2 separate regions of the Homo sapiens genome follow, and region 2 is linked to region 1. The links are chromatin loops, found by intact Hi-C in ENCODE. Cell type or tissue: pancreas. All regions are shown on one strand. Each heading gives the region's core, and the rest is flanking DNA. Links, peaks and the distances in the headings are about the cores only. Region 1 overlaps MAP3K2 (mitogen-activated protein kinase kinase kinase 2). Region 2 overlaps IWS1 (interacts with SUPT6H, CTD assembly factor 1).

The links. Peaks named below come from ENCODE experiments on the same cell type or tissue, not always from the same donor. Only the 100,000 strongest peaks of a DNase experiment are listed, where the experiment ranks them.
Region 2: it touches region 1 in a loop (3-fold over the local background); 95 of 110 quality-filtered maps call a loop at or near these places.

Annotation. Positions count from the first base shown.
Region 1 is chr2:127,309,867-127,320,205 of GRCh38, reverse strand. It overlaps MAP3K2 (mitogen-activated protein kinase kinase kinase 2), which reads left to right. Exons shown (of 17, transcript NM_001371910.2): 13 at 1,889-2,037; 14 at 2,446-2,577; 15 at 5,323-5,452. It also overlaps the pseudogene RNU6-1147P. Among named protein-coding and RNA genes, the nearest start is that of ERCC3, 21 kb to the right of the region's middle. In pancreas, for the core only: no CTCF peak of the experiment used is centred there; no DNase peak of the experiment used is centred there; H3K27ac peaks cover 597 bases.
Region 2 is chr2:127,473,488-127,483,826 of GRCh38, reverse strand. IWS1 (interacts with SUPT6H, CTD assembly factor 1) reads left to right here. Exons shown (of 14, transcript NM_017969.3): 14 at 2,652-3,015. The coding sequence ends at 2,783. Among named protein-coding and RNA genes, the nearest start is that of IWS1, 48 kb to the left of the region's middle. RefSeq lists an enhancer at 3,069-4,020. In pancreas, for the core only: a CTCF peak has its summit at 4,420 (motif pointing right); no DNase peak of the experiment used is centred there.

The sequences.
Region 1 (10,339 bases), core at 1,500-9,499:
AAATTTCCCTTCTGAACCTCCTGAGTCTGGTTGTATTAATTGCTTTCTCTTTTGATTTTTTTTGGAAGGGTTGCTTTTTTGTGTCTTATCATTTTACATTGAATGCCAGATATCATGTATAGGATAAGGGAGGAGGTAAATAGAATGTATGCCTGGAAATAGGCACAGCTCTTCTTCTGCTAGGCCGTTACTGTGAGGAGCTAAGTCAATCAGTCTAGTTAGGAGTTGAGCTGGGTTTGGATTTTGTTGTTGTCATGGTCTCTGTGCACCACTGACTTTAAATTCTTCTAATTACCTTGTGCTGGTTTCCTAAAGGGATTTTCTCAATGGTCCTGCTCCATCAGCTTTTTTTTTTTTTTTTAATTTGAGATGGAGTTTCACTCTTGTTGCCCAGGTTGGAGTGCAGTGGCGCGATCTCAGCTCACCGCAACCTCCCCTTCCCGGGTTCAAGCGATTCTCCCGCATCAGCCTCCCGAGTAGCTGGGATTGCGGGCATCTGCCACCACACCTGGCTATTTTTCTTTTTCTTTTTTTTTTTTTTTTTTTTTTTTTTTTGTATTTTTAGTAGAGATGGGGTTTCACCACATTGGCCAGGCTGGTCTTGAACTCCTGACCTCAGGTGATCTGTCCGCCTCGGCCTCCCAAAGTGCTGGGATTACAGGTGAGCCACTGCGCCCAGCCTTGGCCTTTCTTTTGTGCCTACTTCTCAGAGAGGGAGGATCTCTCCATGGCCTTGTCATGCTCTCAGTAAGTGGATTGCTGTTACTTGCCAGCCTAGGAGAGGGGAGGCAGACTAGAGGGTTCTGTGTTGTCCTATCCAGCTTCAGTCTTAGGCAGGCTTTATCTCCTCAGTTCTCAGAGATGGGCTTGCCCACCTTCCGGGAGTAGGAGTGCTCTAATGATCAGGGTCACAGAAGGTTTCCAGCCTCAGCCTCTCTCTCAGGGGTAGGGTTTTTTTTTTTTTTTTTTTCTTTTGCATTCCCCTAGCCTCAGTGGGTCTTTAACTGTAATGCAGGGGTGACAGGGTTTGCTGCTTTCTCCAGCGGCTGAAGGCTCTCGTTTCTTAGGGGAAAAGGGTTTGGAAGGACTTTCTGCGTTTCCCACAACAGTGGGCCATTCCCCTTTTCCAGGCCTTGACCACCAAGGGAGGCTTTCCCTGGTGTCTCCTGCTCCTATGAGTGCATGGTAGAGGTCCACAGAAAAGACTTAGAGCAGGTGTGAGCTCACCTGTGTCTAGATCTCCCAAGGGTTCAATACTCTCATGCCAGCCCACATTTGTTTAAAATGGAGGTGAATTCTTCCTTGCTTGTGTGGGTCTTTGTCTGTGCTTTGCCACAAGTGAGCCAGTGCTTCTGTTCTGTCTCTCCTTGGAGGTACCACTTTTTCCTTAGATTTCAGGTTAGTTGGTTGCCCTGCAATCTTAGTTTTTTGATATGTGTTCAACAAAAGTTAAATTTTGTAGATTACCCAGATTTCTCTTGTTGTTTGGATGGGAATGATACTCTTTCCAGCTTTCTACATTGTAGGTGGAGGCTGAAAAACTAAGTACAAATATTACTGCAGTGAAGAATAGAAATGGTGCATCTTACAGTCTTTGGAATGTTAGATTGAGTGAAAGAAAGATGCTGTCACATGTGTAATTAGGAAAACAATTTCAGAAAAAAATGAGTCTTGGGATATGAATCTCTTTTTGATTTAGGATTTGTAGAAAATTGACGAAAGAGAAAAATTTGAAAGACGGTAACTGTGAATTTGGATAATCATAATTTTTCCTTATATCCAAGTACATTCAATGAAGGATGTCACTAATGCAGTATGCTCATTTAGTTATTAACCATTTATTTGTGTGCTGTTTGATATTTCACTTTAAGAAAGTGTTCTTTTTCAGCACCTCGAGCTCCGACCAACTGGAGATTGGGCAAACTGCTTGGCCAAGGAGCCTTTGGAAGGGTCTACCTCTGTTATGATGTTGATACAGGAAGAGAATTGGCTGTTAAGCAAGTTCAATTTGACCCCGATAGTCCTGAGACCAGCAAGGTAAAAATCACTGCACAAATTACTTTGTCACATTATAAGAAACTTTATTCATTATTATTTTTTAACATTAAGCCCCTTCCATTCTAAATAAGAAGCATTTTTTTTCAAAAAAAAAAAAAAGCAGTTTTCTTTAGTATAAATTATTTGTAAAACAGATTAGATATGTTTGTCTATTTTTTAATATGGATTTTTCTTTTTTAGTACTTCAGTTATAATCCTAATCTGAGTCAGTGTTGCTTTAGCATATCATCAAGGACTGTTTAAAAAGTTATTGGTTAGAGACTTTCAGATGTTTATTACTTGGGAACTAAAATTTTCAGAATGAAATCACCTTGATGGTCCATGAAGTTAGAATTTTTTGCTTTTACTGACATTGTTGAAGACTTAACAATGAATTCTCTCTTTCAGGAAGTAAATGCACTTGAGTGTGAAATTCAGTTGCTGAAAAACTTGCTACATGAGCGAATTGTTCAGTATTATGGCTGTTTGAGGGATCCCCAGGAAAAAACACTTTCCATATTTATGGAATATATGCCAGGGGTAAGTTAGTACATCTTTTTGAAAATACACATTCTATTTAAAATTTTAGTTAATAAAAGAAAAACAACAAAAACGTAGATTATAAAATGTTAACCCTAGTTAAGGACATTTTGGAAGAGTTTTAAATTAGAGCTGAGTAGTATTTTCTATCCTCTTCCTCTGTCTTTGTATTTTTTAACTCATTAATGATAAAAGTATTCTCAAGTAGGTTACAGACATCTTAGCAGCCCATCTTCAGATTTCCTTAAATGCCCTAAAATGCCCTTTATAGCTGATATATTCACACCAAGTTCCAGTCTATACATACATTTAATTGTTATGCCCCTTAATTATCTCTCTCTTCTTAAACAATTTTTTATAATTCTTAAAAAGAAGTAGAGACAAGGTCTCACTCTGTTACCTAGGCTGGTTTCAAACTCCTGAGCCCAAGTGATTCTTCTGCCTTAGCCTCCCAAAGTGCTAGGATTACTATCTAGAGCAGTCAATTTGTACATGATATAGATTTGACAAAGAGAAGAGGATAGCCTGTTAAGAGTCTTCACTCTCAGGATCTGGAAGAATTTGAAAAAAAAAAAAAAAAATTCTCATGGATTTCTCTAGTAGCATTCTTGTGGATTTTGTTTTTTTGTTTTAAATTTTTTATAATTTTAGTTATATGGAATGCTTTACAAATTTGCGTGTCATCCTTGCACAGGGGCCGTGCTAATCTTCTCTGTATCGTTCTAATTTTAGTATATGTGCTGCCGAAATGAGCATGCGGATTTTAATTTGTTTCTTTATCCCTTTTTTACTATAAACTCCAAGTTAGATCTGAGGTCTAAATTAGATTCACATTCAGCCTTTTTTATCTGATACGTCATAGATGAAGCTGTGTACTTTATGTTGCATCCTATCAGGAGCCAATTTCTGGTTATTCCACTGTAGCAATGCAAAGAGCTACCATTAGATGAGGATGATTGACATATTGAGTCCTGCATTGTAAAGTTTTGTTTTTTCCTGCACACCAGAAAGTAATATGAGGTATAGCAGTGGCACATAGGAATAGCCTGTTCCTTTTCAGCCATCCACCTAATGTTTTTAGCACTGATTGATAGTCATCACTAGAGTCTATAATTTCATTAGGAGTTATAAAATGTGATTTGTGACATCTGTCATTATATAGAGTACATCTAGTATTAATGATTTTCAAGGTGGTGATTAATATGTTTACTTATTTAAAAATACATGCATTTCCATAATTTTTATTTGTTTAATTTTGAGATGGAGTTTCGCTCTTGTTGCCCAGGCTGAGCAATGGCACGATCTCAGCTCACTGCAACCTCCGTCTCCTGGGTTCAAGCAATTCTCCTGCCTCAGCCTCCCGTGTAGCTGGGATTACAGGTGCATGCCACCACACCCAGCTAATTCTTGTATTTTTAGTAGAGACGAGGTTTCACCATGTTGGCCAGGCTGGTCTCAAACTCCTGACCTCAGGTGATCCCGCCTGCCTCGACCTCCCAATGTCGTGGGATTGCAGGCATGAGCCATTGCTCCTGGCTACAATTTTTATTTTTTGAGAAGGAGTCTTGTTTTGTTGCCTAGACTGGAGTGCAGTGGTGCGATCTCGGCTCACTGCAACTTCCACCTCCTGAATTAAATCAATTCTCCTGCCTCAGCCTCCTGAGTAGCTAGGTTACAGGCACCTGCCACCATGCCCAGCTAATTTTTTATATTTTTAGTAGAGACGGGGTTGGCTAGGCTGGTCTCGAACTCCTGACCTCAGGTGATCTGCCCGCCTCAGCCTCCCAAAGTGATGGTATTACAAGCGTGAGCCACCACGCCCAGCCGATGCCTGGCTAATTCTTGTATTTTTAGTAGAGATGGGGTTTCACCCTGTTGGCCAGGCTGGTCTTGAACTCCTGACCTCAGGTGATCTGCCTTCCTCACTCAGCCTCCCAAAGTGCTGGGATTACAGGTGTGAGCCACTGTGCCTGGCCTATTCTGTATAATACTACAAGTAGAGACACAGTAGACTGAACAAACAAGCCGTGCTGAACTGTAGGTGTGAGTAGTTGACTGGCCACACTTGCCGCTTTCCATATGTGTGTTTGCAAATTTGGGTCCACAGAATTGCAAAATGCTCTCCCTCCAAGGATGGCTCATAAACAGTGGAAAGGACAAATGGTTAAATCTGTAAAATCCAAGGATTTACTTTCATATGACAGAGTACACCGTTTACCAAAATTCAAGGAAAAGCAGAAACATTTGGATGTATTTTCCTGTCAAAAAAGAGATTTGTCCCTCAGGAAGCATTTTATTTCTGTCTTTTAAAGGGATTATTAATCAAACTTATACATTGGAATCACTAGGGAAGTTTTCAAAATTCAAATACCTATTCCTCACTTCAGACTGATTCAGCTTTCTCAGAGATGGCACCTTATCCTGCCCTAAAAAACACTTAAGAAAATCTATTCTCCTTTTGTGTATGTTCTCATGTTTCGAACTTGAGTGTTGAGTATATAAAGAAAAAAACTTTAAAATCTCTGTGTTCTTTCTAGTTACACCCATTCCTTTTTCTGAGAAAATCAGCAGATGTCAATAAAATACTTTAAAAACAGAATAAGAACAAAATAAGTAAAATTCAAGTAGGACATGCTTAGACGAGTGAGATGAGAATTCCTGCCCTCTTTACTGATAAAGATTTAATAGCAGTTTTCATTTCAAACCATATACAGTAGTTTTTATTTTTGTTTTCTTTTCTCCTAGGGTTCAATTAAGGACCAATTAAAAGCATATGGCGCTCTTACTGAGAATGTGACTAGGAAATACACCCGTCAGATTCTGGAGGGTGTCCATTATTTGCACAGTAATATGATTGTCCATAGAGATATCAAAGGTAAGTAATGAGGTATTTTCTATTTTAAGTACACAGTTCTTAGTGAATGTGAATGAAACAAGTGATGTGGGTAAGACATTTAACATTAATTCATCTGTCTCTGAAATACTACAGGGAAACAGTTCTCTTGCTTTCTTATGGACTCTGTCAGTGTTCTATCACACCAGTCCTGTCTCCACAAATGGGTAGCTCTACTGTGGGGGCTCACAGAACCAGTAAAGTTTAAGAGACCATACAAGTGAGATCATGTTTTCATACATATTGCATAGGTATTAGGATAGATTGGCTAAGAGTAGGATCCCTGCTGCCAGATGGCCTGATTCAAATTTGGGCTTTTATCCACACCGTGTGGCCTTGGACAAGTTACTCAGTCTCTCAGTTCCTCATTCTTAAATGATGGAGATAATAGTATCCAGCTCATAGGATTCTTGTAAGGAGTAAATGAGTTAATGCATGCAATATGCTTTAATTTAAACTCGGAGGAATGGGTGTCACTACCGAGGGAAAGAATGAAGAGAAGCGAAGAAAAGAGCCCCAAACTGAGCTTTGATGAACCCCAACTATGTCAAACTGACTTTAAAACTCAAAAACTCAGCTGTTTGCAGGGATAAAGGATGTAGGTAAATGCATAAAGTCACACAAAAGCAAGTGGTGGGGATAGGTGCAATTTAAGAATGCTTCAAAATCTATACTACAAAACATACCTGGAGGTTTAGTCCTGTAAAGGTAGGTTGTGGCCCCAAATTTAGACATCACTTTATAAATCAATCAATAAAAATAATGAATAGCAGCATGATGGTGCATGACTGTAGTCCCAGCTACCTGGGAGGCTGAGGCAGGAGGATCGCTTGAACCCAGGAGTTCAAGTCCAGCCTGGGTAATGTAGCGAGACCCCATCTGTTAATAAATAAACAGTCATGTGCCACATAATGATGATTCCACGTCATTATGGACCACATTTACAACAGTGGCTATACTATATAGACTAGGTGTGTAGTAGGCTATACCATTTAGGTTTGTGTAAATACACTCTATGATGTTTGCATAATGACAAAATTGCCTAAAAATGCATTTTTCAGAATGCATCTCCATCATTAAGCAATGTATTACTGTAAATGTGTATGTGTACACGTTTGTATTTGCATGTATAAAGATATTACTCATTGGTCTTGCTGGGGACTCTTACGAGCTCCCAGGCTTTCACTTCCCCTTTGAGGTGTGGCACGTCCTAATTATGGCCATATTCAGACCAACAAGAACATTCCTAACCAGTTCCTGGTGATAGAGTAGAATGCAGAATGCCTAAGCCAGATCACCTGTACTAGAGTGGGACTTAGAGTAAGTCTGAAAAGATGGGGACATTGCTCATGATCTACGCATCTTAGGCAGACCTCCCTTGTTAAGTACGAAACCTGATAGCTTGAAGAACCTCATAGAGAAGTTATTCAGTTAGGAATAATGTCCATTCAAGCCAGCTTCTCGTTAGCCCTCATAATGAGGCAAGGCAAAGGAACTGAGGGAGCTACCCGCCGAGTGGATCTTCTTCAAACTTTGCCAGAAGTGATGAGCCATCCTGGTCAAAAGAGAAGGCTGGAAGTAAGCTGATTTTAAAGCATAGGGCAAATATATTGATAAGAGAATAAATGTAAAATATAAAATTGGATGTGCAATATGATCTTAAGTTTGTAAAATTCAAGTATGACCTAGAAGGAAAATTTCCATATGATTGATGGTGGTTATCATCAAGTGGCAGGATGAGTGATGGTCGTTTTTATTTTTTTTTTTTTTAAGAGAGATTCACTCTTGTTGCCCAGGGCTGGAGTGCAATGGGGAGATCTCGGCTCACCACAACCTCCGCCCCCACCCTGGGTTCAAGTGATTCTCCTGCCTCATCTTCCCTAGGAGCTGGGACTACCAGCATGTGCCATCACACCCGGCTAATTTTGTATTTTTAGTAGAGACGGGGTTTCTCCATGTTGGTCAGGCTGGTCTCGAACTCGCAACCTCAGGTGATCCACCTGCCTCGGCCTCTCAAAGCGCTGGGATTACAGGCGTGAGCTACCGTGCCCGGCCTTTGTTTGTTTTTTTATTTTGAGTCAGGGTCACCCTCTGTCACCCAGGCTAGAGTACAGTGGTGCTGTCATGGCTCACTGAAGCCTCAACCTCTTGAGCTCAAGCAGTCCTTTCACCTCAGCCTCCTGAGTAGCTGAGACTACAGGCACACACCACCATGCCCAGTTAATTAAATTTTTTTTTGTAGAGATAGGGTATTGCTATGTTGCCAAGCTCCTATATACTTTTTCTGTATTTCTCAAATTTCCATGAGCAACTTTTAAATCGTAAGAGAAAAGGAAGATAGTTGATTGGTTTTCAATTTAGACCCGTGAAGTCATAATGAAACCTAGGATGAAAATTAATTGATTATATTGCTAGGGAACCAACTCATTATTTCAAGAACTAGTTGCTCTTCTGCCTTTGTTTTTGTTCCGTTTGTTTTACAAACTAGACCACTGAAGATGAAATTAATGGATGAAAGGAAACTTATCTTCATAGAAGTATTTTGGCTAACAAGCGGAGAAAGAATAATGAACAGATATTGCATTAAACATTAATAGCTGCTGATATCACTTAAATAGAGACTGTCTAGAATACAGCATCATCTATCTAGTTTTGTTCCTCAGTCCCCCAGAAATTGAACCTGAATCTGATCACGCCTCCAAATTCGGTTACAGAATTATGTAATATACATATAGGACAGATGAGCATGTTAAAATGATTCTTTGGGACGCAGTCAGCAAAATCTAGACCATGAGAAAGCTATAGGCAAACAACTTAGTTTCTTCATAAGTTGCAAAGAAAAAAGAAAAGGAGATTGGAGGGAACTTTAGGAAAGACTTAGAAGATTTATCAGTGACTCCCAATGTATGGACTTCATTTGGATTCTAGTTTTTTTTAATGTAACAAATTGAACACCGACTATATATTTGATAATATTAACAATTTATTGTTCATCCTCTTGGGTGTGATAAGAGTCCTTATCTTTGAAAGATATGTACTGAACCATTTGTTGATCATGACATCTTGAATTTGCTTCAAATCCTAGAGAGGGGAGGGGGAGTGGTTGGCAGTATGGCTGGGGCAGGATTGTCCAGATGGATGTTGAGGCTGGGTGATGGCTGCGCATGCTGCTCTACCTTTGTGTATGTCTGAAAAGTCTCCTTAATAACTTATTTTTAACATGTCCAAAATAAGTTTTTAGAAACTTCTGTTGGAGCCTGGCTACCCGTTTTCTCCTCCGCCCTTCTTGTGGATAAGCATTGGTTCAATATTGGTGATTCCGCCCCAGAGACAGCTTCCCCTGTCTGTGACCTGCCTTGGACTGTTCCTTCCCCTATCAGAGCCCTGCTTGTAGCCAGTAAAAAATGGGCTTTGTTGTCCTTCCACTGGTTAAGTATTCTAGAGACGGTGGCTTTTTTGACATTCCTTCTTAAAGTACTGGATGGTAGGAAATGTTAGACAGTGCTCTTTCAGAAGATCACTAATGTCATGGCATGTTTACACTTAAGGTGTGCAGAGAATGGACCCTGGACTCTCCTCTGGAGAGAGGCTTTAGGGAACCATCATTGACTAGACTGGGGAATTTGCTGGTAGAACAGAAAGACAGGTACAGAAGCCCCGTGATAGGGGTGGGGTCTCTTTATCCTCTCCAGTCTGTAAGGTAGCTTTTCTCCACTATTCAGTCTCCTTCTTAGAGACCGTTTTTTAAGAAAAGGGTAAGAGAACCAAGAAAATGAATCTTTGTAATATAAAATATGGTTAAGGTTATGGAAGAGTTAAAAATAAGAATTGAAGTAAAATTTTAAAATTAGATAATAAAATAAATGGCTTATTTAAGAATAGGTAAAGAAAAAGTTAAAAATGAGAAGGTCCAAAGTAATGAGGGCTATGTGGAAAAAAATGAGAAGAGAAATGATTTATAAAAGACGGAAACTAGATTTATAATCCCAGAAAAAATAGAGTTTTTAAAATGATAAGAGTGAAAATAGAGAATAAAAAACAAGTGAGCCTAGTGCCCAAGCTTGGTTTTTTGTTTTTGTTTTTTTGAGACAGGGTCTCACTTTATCACCCAGGCGGGAGTGCAGTGGCATGATCTCAGTTCACCGCAGCCTTGGCCCTCTGGGCTTAAGCGATCCTTCAGCCTCAGCCCCCAAGTAGCTGGGACTGCAGGCACATGCTACCATGCCCAGCTAATTTTTTTGTATTTTTTTGTAGAGATGGTGTCTCACCACGTTGCCTAGGCTGGCCTTGAATTCCTGAGCTCAAGCGATCCACCCACCTTTGCCTCCCAAAGTGCTAGGAGTACAGGTGTGTGCCACTGCACCTGGCCAATATCTTGTTTTTTTAATACCATTCTCCACTAAAAGGAACCAGGCCTCCTTGAGAAATGGCTGATTCTAGCACTGGTGCAGGAAATATACAAGATGAGCCTGGAGCATCTTCAAATGCCAGAAAGCAAGAAAGTGCTCCAAAACAAAAGCCAAGGATACAATGATGGGGGTATGGCAAAGGGACACAGAGTCAGTGGAAAGAACTCCAGTGGCTGAAACTGATAAATAGCAGGCAAATAAAGTAGTACTGGATTATAACCCAGTGTATAAAACAAATATCCATGTTCATAGTGATGCAAATGAATGATTTAATAAATATGTGGGAGAGGGGAGACAAATCTCTTCTGCAGCATAACTCCAAATAATTTATGTAGCTACTCAGCCTGGAGCATAACTCTTTACTCCTTAATTGTGGGCTGTGCGTGGCGAATTTCTTCCAAAGTACGGAAAGGGTGGGGGAGAATGACTTTACAGTGGAGAACCTGACAAACACTATCTT
Region 2 (10,339 bases), core at 418-8,417, 160 kb before region 1:
AGACTCCATCTCTACCAAAAAATTAAAAAATTAGCCGGGCATGGTGGCATACATCTGTAGTCCTAGCTACTTGGGAGGGTGAGGTAGGAGAATCACTCGAGCCCAGGAGTTTGAGGCTGCAGTGAGCTAGAATCATGCCATTGCACTCCAGCCTAGGTGAGACCCTATCTCTAGAAAACACACACACACACACACGCACACGCACACACACACACACACACAGCCCAACCCCCCCACCCCACCACCCCCCGCCCCGACCAAATTATAATTTTGGTTATTTTCCTTCATTAAACCACCTAGTCGATTTATCATTTTTAATGGCTGCATAATGGTCTATCCTGAATATAATTTGCTTTTTTTTTTATTATGTATTTTCTTTCTTTGTAGAGATGGTTTCACCATCTTGCTCAGGCTGGTCTCAAGCGATCCTCTGGCCTTGACCTCCCAGCGTGCTGGGATTACGGGCGGGAGCCACCACACCCGGCCATGAATATAATGTGTTTATTCGTTCGTTTATGATTTCTGATTTTTTACTCCTAAATAATGTAGTAACCTGTGCTACATTGTATTTTTTATATGTTCATTTACTCCGTGGAATACTTCTAAAATAACAGTAAAATGACAAAGGAATGCCTATTTTTTCATGAACTTTTAAAAATACAGAAAGCATAAATAAAATTAATGCCATCTGTAATCCCACCACAACTTAATGTTAACATTTTAAATTATTTCTTTTTTTTTCATACATATGCATAGACAATTACTGGGTTTTTGTTTTGTTTTTTGTTTTTTTTTCAAGCGACATTGTGATTGTATTCTTTTATACCTTATTGGGTTTGTTTTTTACTTACCATGGTAAAAATCCATTTGAGTGAGCATTCTTGAGTGGTTTTGCATTGTGTCTTCACACAGTTGTACCATAATTGAAGCTGCTTTTGGCCTTGCTCTGGTAAAGCAGTGTAGCACACACTCTTAATTTCTAAGGAAGTGTAGCGTTCCCTTGATGAATCAGGAGAGAGATCATTGAACTTGGTGTATGAGGTACTCTGGTCTGTCTTTTCAAGCTTGGGGTAAGTAGGCATCTGCAACTACCAGTCATATATTTTGTAACCCACTGGCCCGTGTGTGCCCTGATTGCTGAGGCTAGACAGATCCATCAGGGCTTAGACAGTTAGTGAGGGTCCTGGGAGTAGGCGAAGGGAAGTCCAGTTAATGTGTGAAGCTGCTGGGAATTGTGTAGTTGGCAGAGATTTGAGCAGGTAAAGCTTCCGATGTGGACCAAGTACAAGTACTAAGATCACGGCACATCCTCTAAAAGGAAGTCAGATATTTGGGACTGTCCAGGAAATCTGGGAGATAGTGTGATGGTGGCATAGCTCTTTCTCATCTGACACTTTTTATGCTTACTCAGAGTACGAATGCCAAGTATTGAGACGATACAGAATAATATTTGAATTGAGATATTCCTAGAAAGACAGGTCAACATGGCTCTTGGTCAAGAATGACTTAGAGTTCCTTGCCTAGTGCTCAGCTGGCTTCATGTCATAGTTGAGGCTGGGTCCACAGGTGGGATAAGATTCCACCAAAGCTCACCAGGCTGGTACTGACCCCAGAGTGTCTCCCAGGCCCTACCTTATTTTAGCATTCTTTTGAATTGAGTTTCAGAGGTGATTCAGTAGTAAATGTATGGGGAGAAGAATTAGAAAAACCCATCTCTTTTTAAGCAGTCATCATTCTTAAACATCTGAATTGTTTTACAACAGAGTCAGCAAACCTTTCTAGCATTTCTAAAAGATGGCAGTTTCTTGGAGACCACATCTTTGCAAGGCAGTATTTTCAAAATATAAAATAGCCCCCAAACCAAACCTTTAAACATGAAGGGCAAATGGGTAAAGACTTAATATTCTTTTTGTGTCAAGTATACTTAATGTAAATCTAGTTGCTTGTGAAGTAGTAAAATAGTAATAGCTCCTATTATTTTGAGCACTGACTATATGTGCTCAGCCTCTGTGCTTGGATCTGACATCACTATCTCATTTCCTTCTCTCAGCAGTTCTGGAAGGAGTACCTACCCTGGGTATGCTTTGCCCAGGGTCACAGAAGTTACTGAATTAGAGCAGGGATTCACCCCAAGTGTAAAAACTCAAGAGCTCCTGCACTTAGGGGTTTACTTCACTAATCATCTAACCTCATTTATTATGCTTAAGGCTTTTTCTCAGCTGACCTGACTTTGCTTTAGGTCATTCTTTTTTATGCCAGCACTGTTTGAAAGTGCATGTCAAGCGGCTAGCTCCACATTTGGTCTTCGAAAGGGAAACGCATGCAGTTAAAACGTAATGTACATGATGGAATTGGGAGGATCATAGTCTCAGTTTCCCCCCCCCTTTCTCCCATCTAGGAGACCTCCATGGACTGCAGCAAAATTAAAAATAAAGCACAGACAACAGAATTATTCTTCACTGAGAGAGTTTAATATGCGTTTCTAACACCATCTATACTTGCTTTGTTGTTCTTGAGGTCATCAACACACATTCTGGTTATTCCAGAGCTAGAAGCTCTTCTGGTTGCTAACTCAGTTATAAGAAGATGAAAGACATAACTAGACTTACGTATTTCAGTAGTTTGCTCTTTAATTTTTCCCTTACTCTTAGTTTCAGGCGACCTCCAAGAAGGGTATCAGTCGACTGGATAAACAGATGAGAAAGTTCACAGATATAAGGAAAAAAAGCAGATCTGCACACGCAGTGAAAATCAGCATTGAGGGCAACAAAATGCCATTGTGACCTTGCCTGGAATGTGTCCCCATCTCTACTCTAAGAAATGCGCAATGGACTCTTTGGAGAAAGAAGATATTTTAAAACATTTTTAGTGTGTCTGTAAATGGTTCAGCGTGTATCAGATGTTGTCATAGGACTCACATTTCTCTCAGTTATATTTAAAACCGTTGTGTACTTTGTACAAAGGAATACTAGTCATACTTCTATAAACTTTACACAATAAAATTTCATTCTGGTTTTTGGGGGGCTGTCTCTTCATTTCTTAGAGGATACATTCTTAATAGGGGCAAAGATTGTTTCTTGTTGTGTGGGAAAAAATCTTATGATATTATAGGGGTTTGTGACCCTTAGAGGTTCAATCCTCCCTCATTGTGGTATAATGAGGAATTTGTGTGGCCTTTGCCCCTGGTTGCTGACAAGGAATGTCTAAAACACTTGTGGTTTCCTGAGTGATAGAGCGTCTCTTGTTATGCTAACGAGGTGACTGTATGGTGGGCTTTAGGGTGGAGGCTGGTAACCAGAAACAGCTACTACAGAGGGTTGGGCCAGCAGGACCCGGGAGATTGAGACGCAGTCAGTGACCTGTTTGATTTAATCAACCATGCCTGCCAAATGGGACCTGATGAAGAGCTCTGGACCCCACAGCTCAATGACGCTTCTTGGTTGGTGAAAGCATTGGTGTGCTGGGAGGGAGAGGATTCCCCTCCATGAGGACAGGGGCACAGAAGCTCTGCCTTCCCTCCCAGACCTTCCCTTATGTATCCCTTCATTTGACTGGCCCTCCTAATTCATATCTTCTGTAGTAAAACTAATCATAGTGTTTTCTAGGGAAGGATAGTGCTTTCCTGAGTTCTGTGAGTCATTTCAGCAAGTTCTTAAACCTGAGAGGTTTATGAGAACCCCAAATTTGTAGCTGGTCAGAAGCGACAGTAGCCTGGATGCCTCACTTGTGGCTTGCATCTGAAGTGGGGGCAGTATTGTGGAGGACTGACCTCTTAAACCCGTGGAGTCTGATGCCAGCTCTGGGTGTGTCGTATCAGAATTGAATTGCAGTACCTCAGTTGGGGTGGAAATGGAATACCAACAAAATCTTATTAATGTGTTTCTCTTATTTGGGATAATTATTTTGATTTTCATTTTTCTCTGGGATGGGGGCTTATAACAGAGAAAAGATCAAGAAATACTACTGTCTTCAAGGAAATATGGATATAACTGAAAATCACTATGCCGAAAGCTTAGAGCAGTTGAGCAGTTAGAGGAGAGAGAAAAATTATAGCTTGTAGCTATGTTTCTTGTTGCTCTATTTTTGTGATAATAGTCTCTATAGACTTAATTATGAGAGGTCTCTTAAGGTCAAGATGACGAGGCCCAAGAACGTTTTATCAACTAGATTATTTTAATTTCAGAAATCCTATTCTGATACGGATTGGCACCTTGATCTTCAGAAACACATAAAACTACTTTTGGCCAAAAAAGCCTTTGAACAGCTAAAATAATGAAGTTTAGATACTAAAACACTGCTCACAAGAAACTCTCAAACTATTTACTTCCAGCAAACGCAGAAGCACAGTGGGATATAGTGCTTTGTAAAAAGCAGGTGCATAAAGGCATTAGAAGGTAATAGCTAGCCACTAGATGGAGACAAAAACCTAAGCTTTTCTGCAATGTTTCATACAAATACCCTCAAAAACACTTGAGAAGGAAAAAGCAGAGGCATCTAGTGAAGCCTTACACTGATCATTAAAAAATAAATTTGAAACAAAGACAACAAAGGTTGTATTTAAGAAAGATTTTTAAGTTACACAATTTTGTCATTTAATGGGGTAAGCTCCAATTACCTGAAAATTTCACTATTACAGGGTAAAACTTTAACGATGTTGGCAAGTAAAAAGTTTTAAACCATACCCGGGGAATTCAAAATGGTAAGAGATTCTCCTGTACTGTGTTTGAAGGAAAAAATTAGTTTCTATATAAATGATCCTTGGTGTTGGTTTTATGGCAGCTCAAACCTAGCTGGCCAGAAAAACCTTTAATTTTGAAGATATTTCCAATTTATAGTAGTTGCAAAAATAGTAAATAAACTCCGGTATACTCACTGATATTTACCAAGTGTTAACGTTTTGCCACGTCATTGACTCTGTCATCTTGTATATGCATAGAGCTATTTTTGCAGACTCAGAGTAACTTGCCGACAACTTGCCCCTTGAGCCCCAAATACTTCAGCATATTTCTTCCAAGAACATAGACTTTAGTTTTGTCCCAGAATTGATGATACTAACTTTGACAACTTGGCTATGATGATACAGAGTTGTGGGGGATTTTGTTTGTTTTTTAAGAGATGGGTTCTTACTGTGTCGCCCAGGCTGAAGTGCAGTGGTGTGATCCTAGCTCCCTGCAGCCTTGAACTCCCAGGCTCAAGCAATCTTCCTGCCTCAGTCTCCTCCCAAGTGGCTGGGACTATAGGCATGCACTCTCATGCTTGGCTTTTTTTCTTCCCCTTCCGGTTTTAAGATTTACTATCTTAAACAGTTTTACCGCTCAGTGGCATTGAGTATGTTCACAATGTATCGCCATCACCACCATTCATCTTCAGAAATCTTCTCATCTTGCAAAATTTTAACTCTACCTATCAAAGAACTCTCCTTCCTCCCCCAAGCTCTTGGCAACCACCATTCTACTTTCTGTCTCTTACGAGTTGTCTGTTCTAGGTACCTCATATAAGTGGAATCATACATTTGTCTTTTTGCGACTGTCTTATTTCACTTGGTATAATGTCCTCAAGGTTTGTCCATGTGTCCAAATTTCCTTGCATTTTAAGGTTGCATAATATTCCAGTGTGTGTATATACCACATTTTGTTTGTCCATTCATCTGTCAATGGACACTTGGGTTGCCTCCACCTTTGGCTATTGTGAATAACGCTGCTGTGATCATGGGTGTACAAGTATTTGTTCAAGACCTTTTTTTCTTCACTTTTAGAGATATTAAAAAACAACCATTTTTTTTTCCAATTCTTTTGGTTATATACCTAGAAGTAGAATTGCTAGATCATATGGTAATTCCATTTTAAATTTGTTTAGAAAGTGCCATACATACACTTTCCATAAGGGGCTACACAATTTTATATTCCCACCAATAGTACACAAGAGTTCCAATTTCTCCATATGCTTGCTAACACTTGTTATTTTTATTTTTTGATGGTAGCCATCCTAAGTGATGTGAGGTGGTATCTTGTGATTTTAGTTTGCATTTCCCTAATGATAGTGATGTAGAGCATCTTTTAATGTACTTTTTGACCATTTATATATCTTCCTTGGAGAAATGTCTATTCAAGTCATTTGCCCAGTTTTATATTGGGTTGTTTGGTGTGAGTTGTAGGAGTGCTTTGTGTACTCATGTTAATGCTTTATCAGCTATATGATTTGCAAATACTCTCTTTCATTCTTTAGATTGCCTTTTCACTCTTGATTGTGTTCTTCGTTGCACACATTTAAATTTTGCTGTATCTCACTTTTTTCTTTTATTGCCTGTGCTTTTGGTGTCATATCAAAAAAATTATTGCCAAATTCAATATTATGAAGCTTTTACCCTATAATTTTGTAAGTTTAGTTCTTATGTTTAGGTCTTTGATCCATTTCTAGTTGATTTTTTGTATGTTGTGTAAAATAAGGTTCCAACTTTATCCATTTGCATATGGATATCAAGTTTCCCCAGCAACATTTACTGAAAAAAACTTATTTTCCCCATGGAATGGTCTTGCAAGTCTTTTCAAAAATCATTTGACCATATGTGTAAGAGTTGATTTCTGGACTTTCTTCTTTTCCATTGGTCTGCATGTTGCAATATAGAACTGTCTGTGTGTCTGTCCCCACTGAAGTCAGGACGTGTGAGTCTTCCAACTTTGTTGTTTTTCAAGATTGTTTTGGCTATTTGAGATTTCATGTGAATTTTAAAATGGATTTTTCTATATATGCAGTAAACATTATTGGTATTTTGTTAGGAATTGCATTGAATCTGTAGAGGTGCTCTGGGTAGTATTGACTTCTTAACAATATTAAGTCTTTGAATCATGACCATGGAATATCTTCATTTATTGGTGTCTTCTTTAATTTCCTTAATGTTTTGTAGTTTTCTTTTCCTTTTTTCCTTTTCTTTTTCTTTCTTTCTTTTCATTCTTCTTTTTGATTCAGATTCTCCCTTTGTTGTCCAGGCTTGTCTCAAACTCCTGGCTTCAAGCAGTCTTCCCACCTCAGCTTTCCAAATAGCTAGGACTACAGGTGTGTGCCACCATGCCCGGATAATTTTTTTTGTAGAGTTGAGGTCTTGCTATGTTGCCCAGGCTGCTCTTCAACTCCTGGCCTCAAGCGATCCCCCTGCCTTGGCCTCCAAAGTGCTAGGATTACAGATGTGAGCCACCATGATGGCCTGTAGTTTTCAATGTAGAAGTCTTTCGCCTCCTTGGTTAGGTATATTCCTAAGTATTTTATTGTATTTGATGCTATCATAATTTGTTTTCATAAGTTCCTTTTAGGATTGTTCATTGTTAACATGTAAAAATGCGACTGATTTGTATTGATTTTTGTATCCTGCAGCTTTTCTGAATTTGTTTATTCTAACAGTTTTGTTTGGCTTTGGGGGTGTTTTGTGGACTCTGGGCATTTCTACATGTAATATCATGTTGTCTGCAAACAGATAATTTAATTTCTTTCCAGCTTGGATGGCTTTTTAGTTTCCTTTTTATGCCTAATTGTTTTGGCTAAGATTTCCAGTACTATGTTGAACAGACGTGGTAAAAGTGGGCATTCTTGTCTTGTTTCTGATAAAAAGCTTTCAGTCCTGAGTATGAGTATGATATTAGCTGTGGGCTTTTCATATATGACATTTATTATGTTGAGTTTCCTTCTGTTCCTTGTTTGTAGAGTGTTTTTTTTTAAATCATGAAATGGTGTTGGATTTTGTTAAATGTCTTTTCTGCATCAATTGAGATGATCATGAGTTGTTTTCTTCATTCTGTTAATGTGGTGTATTATATTGATCGATTTATATTTGTTGTTGTTGAACCATCCTTGCATTTTGGGAATAAATCCTTCACGGTCATGGGGTGTAATTCTTTTAGTGTGCTCTTGAATTTTCTTTGCTAGTATTTTGTTGAGGATTTTTGCAACATATTTATCAGGGATATTGGTCTGTAGTTTTAGTGCCTTTGGTTTTGGTATCAGGATAATACTGACTTCATAGTTTGGAGTTTGGAAGTGTTTCTCTTCAATTTTTTGAAGTATGAGGAAGATTGGTATTCTTTTTTAAATGTTTGGTAGAGCTCACCAGTAAGGCCATCTGGTCCTGAACTTTTGTTCATTGGGTGTTTCCTTACTAGTTATAGATCTGTTCAGATTTTTATTTTTTCATGATTTAGAGTTGGTAGGTTGTGTTTCCAGGAATTTAATTTGTCCGTTTTGTCTAGGTTATCCAACTTGGTGGCATACAGTTGTTCATAGTAGTGTTTTATAATCCTTTTTGTTTCTGTAAAATGGGTCATAATGTCCTCGCATTTGAGTCTTCTCTTTTTCTTCACCTAGCTAAAAGTTTGTCAATTTTGTTGATATTTCTGAGGAACCAGCTCTTGTTTTCTTTGATTTTTTTTTCTCTTTTTTTGTATTCTCTGTTATGTTTATCTCTGCTCTAATCTTTATTATTTCTTTCCTTTTGCTTGCTTTGTGTTTAGTTTGTTCTTCTTGTTCTTTAAGGTATAAAACTAGGTTGTTGATTTGAGATCTTAAAATTTGAGCATTTGTAGATACAAATTTCTTTCAGCATTGCTTTTGTTGCATCCCATAAGCTTTGGTGTTTTTATTTTCATTGTCTCAAGTTATTTTCTTATTTCCCTTGTGACTTCTTCCTTGACCCATTGGTTGTTTAAGAATGTACCATTTGATTTCCACATATTTGTGGATTTTAGGGTTTTCTTTCTGCTATGGATTTCTAATTTTATTCCATTGTGATTAGAAAGCTACTTTATATAATTTCAGTCTTTTCAAATGTTTTAAGACTTACTTGTGGCCTAATAGCCTGTCCCAGCGAATGTTCCATATACTCTTGAGGAATATGTGTATTCTGCTTATTGTTGGGTGGTATGCTTTTTGTCTATGTGTTAGGTCCAAATGGCCTATCATGTTGTTCAAGTCCTCTTTTTGAGACAGGGTTTCACTTCTGTCACCCAGGCTGGAGTGAAGTGGTGCGATCTTGGCTCACTACAACCTCTGCCTCCCAGGCTCAAGTGATTCTCCTGCCTTAGCCTGTCAAGTAGCTGGGACTATAGGCGTGCACCACCATGCCTGGCTAATTTTTTGTATTTTTAGTAGAGATGGGGGGGGTTTTACCATGTCGCCCAGGCTGGTCTTGAACTCCTAGACTCGAGCAATTCACCCGCCTCAGCCTCCCATAGTGCTGAGATTACAAGTGTGAGCCACTGCGCCCAGCCTCTGTTTCTTTTTTGATCTAGTCTCTTGCTTTTCTATCAGTTATAGAAAGTGGGGTATTGAAGCCTACTGTTACAGTAGGCCATCTGTTCCTCCCTTCAGTTCTGTCAGTGTTTGTTCATATATTTAGGAGCTCTTATGTTTGCGGTGTGTGTGTGTGTGTGTGTGTGTGTGTGTGTTTGTGTATGTTTATAATTGCTATATCTCATTGGTGAATTGATCCTTTTAAAAATATATAATGTTCTTTGTCTTTTGTACCAGTTTTTGACTTAAAGTCTATTTTGTCTGATATTAGTATAGTCACCCCTACTGTCTTCATTACTATTTGCATGGAATATCTTTTTCTGTCCTTTCTTTGTCAACCTGTGTGTGCTTAGATCTAAAGTGAGTCTCTTGTAGACAGTATGTAGATGGACTCTTTTTTTTAAATTCATTCTGGCAATCTGTCTTGATTTGGGAGTTAAAATTCATTTACATTTAAAGTAATTACTGATGGGGAAGGACTTACTGTTGCCATTTTGTTGTTTTCTGTATCTCTTATAGGCTCTTTTTGTCCCTCATTTACGCCCTTACTGTGTTTCTTTGAGTTCAGTTGATTTTGTTTTTCTTTTTCTTTTTTTTTTTTTTTTTTTGACACGGAGTCTCGCTCTGTCACCCAGGCTGGAGTGCAGTGGCATGATCTCGGCTCACTGCAACCTCTGCCTCCCAGGCTCAAGCGATTCCTCTGCCTCAGCCCCCTAAGTAGCTGGGACTACAGGCACGTGCCACCACGCCCACCCAGCTAATTTTTGTATTTTTAATAGAGACAGGGTTTCACCATATTGGCCAGGCTGGTCTCGAACTCCTGACCTTGTGATCCGCCCGCCTCAGCCTCCCAAAGTGCTGGGATTACAGGTGTGAGCCACCGCGCCCAGCGAGTTCAGTTGATTTTTTTATAGTGGCGTGTTTGGTTCCCTTCTCACTTCCTTTTGTGTATATTCTGTAGATATTTCCTTTGTGTTACCATGAGACTTAGATAAAACATCCTAATGTTATAACAACCTATTTTAAACTGATAACTTTAATTGCATACAAAAGACGTCCTTTA